Linked DNA regions of Mus musculus: region 2 is linked to region 1. The links are chromatin contacts, found by POLR2A ChIA-PET in ENCODE. All regions are on one chromosome and are shown on one strand. The core of a region is the stretch at or near the end of the contact, and the rest is flanking DNA. Distances in the headings are between cores, read along the strand shown. Region 1 overlaps Ppp2r5c (protein phosphatase 2, regulatory subunit B', gamma). Region 2 has its middle 6.7 kb from the start of Hsp90aa1.

Region 1 (3,278 bases), core at 685-3,184:
AGTGTGAAATTTCAGTTTCCTTTGGCTGTCTTCGGGCCAAGACACAGAACTCTTGGCTCCAGCAGCGCCATGTCTGCCTGCATGCCACCATGCTTCCCGACATATTGATAATGAACTAAACCTCTGAAACTGTAAGGCAGCCCCAATGAAATGTTTTCCTTTATAAGAGTTGCTGTGGTCGAGGTGTCTCCGAAATAAAACCCTAACTAAGACACCCTCCTCTCTTCAGCACTGTCTTCTATCTCTGTTCTGGGTGTCTTAGAGTTTTTAGTGAGGAGTTTCTCAACTCCTTAATAAGAAATTCCTAAGAAATTTATTCGTTGAGAATATGACCTGTTATTTATGATTCTAAGACACTGTAAACTAATTTAATGTCAAAGGAACTGAGAAAGGTTGTGAAGTTTATACAGCCATACACGTGTAAAAATTAGAAATATGAGCGGAAAAGGTGACACAACTTCTCAGTGTCTAGGAGGCCACTGAGGGTGGCACGGATGCACTGGCCACTCTTTAGCGCTCTCACTATTGTCAGCATTGCTAAAGTCGTTTGCTCCGGAGCTGAAGGGGGAGGGGGGAGGGCACTGGAAAGAGGGAGCCGTCAATGGCCCACGAAGCTTCCTTCTTTGGCTGGGAATGAAGCAGCATGCCTGTGTGATCCTGTGTGTGCCACGTATGACTGTAGGTCTCTGCAGCCACGCCTGTCTGCTGCAGGAGGAAGCTTCCCTGATGATGGCTGAACAAGACACTGATCCATCGGTTAGCAGAATGCTATTAGAAGTTCCGATACGCCATAGTGATCCCCTTGCTGAGTTCAAACCAAAGTGCAGGACCCAGGCAGGATGCCACTAAGCCCAGTCCAAACAAGGTCAGCAGAAGGCAGGTGCAGCCATTGCTCGCCTCAGAACACGCCTCTGTCCACCAACTGAATACCGGAAGGTCCCCACGTGATGATTGGGGACACAGCAGAGCCACTTATAGAACCTATGTGGAGACTAACCCTGGAGTGGCCACTGGGCTTGACCACTCTGGGGGCGTGGCTCCCCCCCCTCCCGCAGGCGAGCCCTCAGACAGTGTATAGTGCCTGGAGGGTGCTCTGTTAGTGTATGGCAAGAACAGGTTGAGCACTCGGCAGCCCCCCATCTGGTCAGAGTGCCTTGACTACTCTCACATCTCTTCCTGGCAGTGCAAGACTAAGAGGGAGGACATGCTGCTGCATCCCGGCAGTCAGAGCACCACCCGCGGTTGTGAAGAAGACTCCCATACCGCAGGCGAGGCCGTGGCCTGTGCCTTAGCCATCACCCGCCCAGTGCTACAACTGTCTACACTGATTCTCAGTTGCTATGGCTACACTATCCAGGGCTGGTACGGACAGGCCTCCTACAGGACAAGTGCCAGGGGAGCTGGAGCGGCCCATGAAGGCTCTGGCCGCTTCCAACTGCGGAAGAGACCAGAACTCAGCCTGCATCCTCTGCTCTTCTGTCGCTGTTTTGTTGTCTACTAAAAACAAACAAACAAACAAAACAAAACACCTGCCTGTAAATACATCCCACTGATTTTAATTTTACAAAGTAGTTCTGAACAAAACCTTCAAATCTTGATTTCTAAATTGAGCCAAAGGTTTTCTTTGGTTTTCCTTTCTCATCCACCGCAATCTGGCATTTACTGGCAAGTCTGTGGTACTGCAGTGGCAGTGTGTGGCATCAGGCTGGCCAGTGTTGGCACCTGTGTGAGTGTAGCTGTTATGGGTCCTGTTGGGGAAGAAGTCTAACCTAAAACCTCTGCCTTCACTTGTAGTTCAAAATAGACTTTCCTTAGACAGATCAAAGCTCCCTAGTACGCAGCTCTGCTCAAAGGCTGCCAGGAAAAGTCCGTTGCCAGCATCAAGGACAAAGGGACAGGCTCGGGTGGCCCTGTTGATTCGAGCAAGTCTCCAGTGACTGAGCAGAGCCACCAGAGCTTACCTCACAAAGCTTACCTAACAAAGCTTGCCTACTCCAGCTCCTGCACGCAGACCCGGGCCCACTTTAAATCCTCGCAGCTGGGCTGGGATGCCTTTCAGACCAGAGCAGGTGCTCACATCTTTTTTTGTTCTGAGAAGACAGGAAACCCATGAACTCTATAGAAAGGATTCAAGCGTCTCAGAGTTTCCACACCAGCTGTTTTATACGGTCTGCTTCCACCCTCAGCTGCTGATCTCCTTTTCAAGAGCCCCGAGGCAGAGCAAGGAGAAGGGAGCCATGAGAGAGCCTATGCCTGGGCATCTTGGGCACCCTGGGTATCCTGAGAGGTGGCACCACAGCAGTCACAGCAGTCCCTGAGAGGACAGGGGTGGACAGGCCAGAGCTGCAGTGCTCTTCCCTCCTCCAGCAAATGCAACAAGTGTTTCCTGGATCTAGAACAGACACAGGCCCGCCCGCCCTCACAGACAGCGGGGCGATGGCCGGCATGAGGTAAGGGGTAACACGTTTGAGCACTTTCTCCGCAGCTGTCGAGTAAGGAGGTGTCAGCATAAGCAATTCGACATCACTGAGCCTCAGAAAGGAGTCATGTGCTGGAGAGCCTTGAGGGCCTCCTGCTGAAGCAAACGGAACCAGATGGAGGACAATGCAGGAGGAGACCCCTAGTCATCAAACCCAGAGACAGCAGAGCTCAGGAGGCCTGGGGGCTGCTGCAGGGCAAAGCTTCTGCGAGGGGGATTCAGTGTGGGGAGACGTCAGTATGCACGGGCCTGTCAGGAGGGTCAGGTCGGGACCCCGTAGGCTGCTGAAGGCACACCTGTGGTGTGTAGGTCACATGCTGAGCTCACAGTGTACATCTTACCACAGCTCTAAGAGGAGGTAAAGTAAGGTCTGAGCCAGGGAAGTTCAGGAGACACTGGGCAGCAGGAGCGATGGGCCATGGGATACCACAGGGGAGAGCAGGTTGTCTGGGAACCAGGTCTTAAGGTGGAAGGAGAGGACAGAGGGTGAATGTCCAAGGAATAATGTACATACACACACGCACGCACTCATGCACGCACACAAGCACGCACGCACGCACACGCATGCTCACCACGTGAGTTGTGAGATGCTGTTCAGGTTTTACGGGGAGGGCCTGGCTGCAGGTCCAGCTGTCTGACAAAATGCTGGCTATTACTTATGGTGTCGGCCAGGGGTCACCTGTGGTCACCCATGGTAGTTAAGAATTCACTGTGGCCTGGCACCAGCTCACAGGACACACAGGTAATCAGAAGGGAGGAGATAAAAGCCTGGGCAGAGGAGCCTTGGGAACTCGGGGTT
Region 2 (3,000 bases), core at 229-2,728, 220 kb before region 1:
TACACACGAATTCACAGCTACTGCGCACAGAATTGCCCAGGTGGGCAGGCAAAACGAGGTCATTGTCAAGACCCTGTGATTCTCAGGAAAAGAAGAGACCTGTTTTGTTTTGTTTTGTTTTGTTTTGTTTTGTTTTGTTTTAAACTACAACTTAAATCTCCCAAATTACTCTACTCGGGCTTTTGGGGCAGGAAAATTAAAGTTTCATGACCTGTCTTGGTTATGGAAAGTTCCAGACAAGTTGGGCATCTAAGCAAAAGCCTGCCTCAACAGTAAAAAGAATGGGGCCCAGGAATGCAGCTCAGTGGCGGAGGGAGGACTTGACTGGCATCCTCAGGTCCATCCGACCCAACACCTCACAAACAAGTACTGGAAATAAAAAGAAGACGAAAGACTGGGATGCCACATCTTTTAAATTCACATTCCATTTTGGAGACCCTGACCCTAAGTTTGAATTCAGGTAAACTAACAGGCCAGTACCTAGCATTAGTTTCCAAGCTACCCCTCAACAAGACCCGAGCCTAGCTCCGGTCTCTAGGCTAATCGCCAACAAGACCAGCGTTTCCAGGTTACACCCTCAATAAGACCAGTGTCTCCAGGTTATTTCCTCAACAAACCTGCACCCCTGGGTTACAAGCCCACCCCCTGCCTAACGACCACCAATGCAGAGGACAGCAGAAGTTAAGTTATGATCCGACTCCCAGCACCAGCCAGTTATGTTAAAGACCACAGGAGCTTGCCAATCAGATGCATGCACACGTACTCCATCCCTGCTCCCTGCTCGCTGCTTCCTAGAGAGCCCTGCCTCCTAGGTGTAGTGGATGGGAGTGAGTTTACCTCCAATTATTTACAACAACTGGCTGTTGTTTTTTGTTTGTATTTCTCCACAGGAAAACGTGGGTTTTGTCACATGTAAGCTTGTCCTTGTGATTGAACACTTTAGATAGGCATTCGGGGATCTCATCCCATCCCCCACCAAAACTGTCCTGTGTGACAGCGGTGTGTTGGGTGGCCTGAGCTAGCTTGAGTAAAGGCCCTGCTATGAGTTGCATCAGATTGGCTCCTGTCTGTGTTTGGGGGGATCACTAACATTTCCCTGGCACCACAAGACTACAGCTCAAGAGCGAATTACTTCTTAGTATGTAGGAGGTCGGAAAGTCACACACTGCCTTGAACTCTCTTTGTCATCCTGGCAGGTTTTCAACTTGTCATTTCAGTCTGAGTCAGCTTCCTGCATTGCTGGGATGATAGGCCTGCACTACGGAATGCACCCAGGCCTGCTGCTCTCGGAACTTTGCAGCAGGGGGTCTGTGGTCCTGGCTGAGTCAGGAAGATTATTGGTGATTCCAGGCTGTCTTACACACAGGAACACCACCTCATCCTTGCTCCGCGAAGTACCAGAAGCTTTGCCTTGAATTCTTGAGTGAAGACTGCGGTGAAAGTCAACTCCCATGGGAGCTCAGTTGTTCCTATTGGAAGGCCTCCAGCAGCTGACCAGCAGGTGGCGCTAAACACCCGTGCAGCCCCTTAGGAATGAAGGGCTCTAGCTATACACTAATTCTTTCTGTATGATTTTGACTGCCCTGGGCTGGGTCTGGAGATGGTCCAATAAGGATAAAGAGATAATAATCTGTAATTTCAGTTTAGCTGGATGAGCTTAGAACTCTGGAGGAAGCACATAGAGGGATCTGAGCTCAATAAAGTGTCTTTAAAAAAAAAGGTTCCAGGCTCAAAGGGAACCTTTCAGGGTGGAGAGGTCAGGCCCTAGGGCTACCGTTGTAATTTACATAAAGGCAGGGATGGTAAAATGTGGAATAGCCCTGAAGTGTCCTTATGCAAAGTACAAGGTCGGGACAAGGACCCAGAGTCATGTGAGGGCTGGGGCAGAAAATTCCAAGAAAACAAAACAACAAGAATTCCTATGACCTCAGTTTCTCTAACCCAGGGAATTGTTCTTAGAAGGTGCTTGTGTGCCCTCCCTGGTGTAGCGGGTAAGAGTGAGTTCACCTCAGATTATTTACGAGGCAGTTGGTTTTTGTTTGTATGTTTCTGTGGGAAAGAAATGTGGGCTTTGCCACGTGTAGCTGTCCTTGTGATTGAACCCCTCACTCCGGTGATTCTTCCGAACCTTCGGATGTAAACTGCCCAAAGCTCTGAGACTTTAGACCTCCTCATTTCAGGCTCCATTCTTCCAGGTTCCACCTCCGCAAGAACAGTAGACGTTAAGAGGTCCGCCCTGCCGTAGAGGCTGCTTAAGGGTGAGAAAATGGAACTCGGGAGGAAGAAAGAGGCTGGAACAAACCAGAAAGCCAAGCAGCAGCCATCGCCCTTGTAGACTATCCTTCCCCTCCCTGAATCAGTTTCTTTGCTCGACGTGCATTTGCGTGTGTGTGTGTGTGTGTGTGTGTGTGTGTGTGTGTGTGTGTGTGGTGCTGGAAACTAGTGCCTCACATGCATTAAACATGTCTTTTCCAGCTGAGCAAATCTAGCCTTTGTATTCCTGATAAGGTTGCCATGATCTTCTTATGACTGAGAAAGCTGCCCCAGCTGTCGGGAGCTGGGCACTCCTCTGTGGACAGTGCTGTCATGGCCTGGTGACAGACCTGCAGATAATGTATGCCATGGGGCTGGATATAGGAGGGGGGTCTCCCCAGCCAGTGACTGTGTGAACTGGGTCCCAGACAGGGAACAGGAGAGAGGAGCTGGCTAAAGGGGCCCTGGGGCTGACAGCCTAGATAGAAAGTAAGGGCATAGTGTCCTGCATGCCCTGAGGGTTCCCCACTCCTTAAAATGGCAGCTGAGAAAGGCACGAATCAGTCCAGCAAAAGCCAGCTAAGTAGGGCCTGGCATGGCACCTGAAAGCTTGAGTTCTATCTAAGTAGCTCCTGAGCATGGGGGAAAGAGTGTTCCAAGGACAATCTGAGGCAGCCCTCAGGTGTGGTAGAGGGAGGCCTGGAGTCAGGTGACTCAGCAGGTTTAAGAAAACCACAGTGCTCCAGG

What was found. ChIA-PET counts read pairs that join two places held with the same protein, here RNA polymerase II (POLR2A).
Region 2: POLR2A ChIA-PET joins it to region 1 with 10 read pairs in embryonic stem cell. The contact joins two enhancer-like sites. POLR2A ChIA-PET finds 5 or more read pairs at or near these places in 5 of 5 experiments (Patski and embryonic stem cell).

The regions. Positions count from the first base shown.
Region 1 is chr12:110,477,532-110,480,809 of GRCm38, reverse strand. The region is part of intron 3 of Ppp2r5c (protein phosphatase 2, regulatory subunit B', gamma); the gene reads right to left. All of the region lies in intron 2 of Gm19605 (predicted gene, 19605), which reads left to right. Among named protein-coding and RNA genes, the nearest start is that of Gm19605, 6.5 kb to the left of the region's middle. Within about 2 kb of position 1,934, at least 3 of the 3 ENCODE cell types and tissues checked have a DNase peak (open chromatin) inside an H3K27ac peak, as active enhancers do.
Region 2 is chr12:110,701,614-110,704,613 of GRCm38, reverse strand. No RefSeq gene overlaps it. Among named protein-coding and RNA genes, the nearest start is that of Hsp90aa1, 6.7 kb to the right of the region's middle. Within about 2 kb of position 1,478, at least 1 of the 3 ENCODE cell types and tissues checked has a DNase peak (open chromatin) inside an H3K27ac peak, as active enhancers do.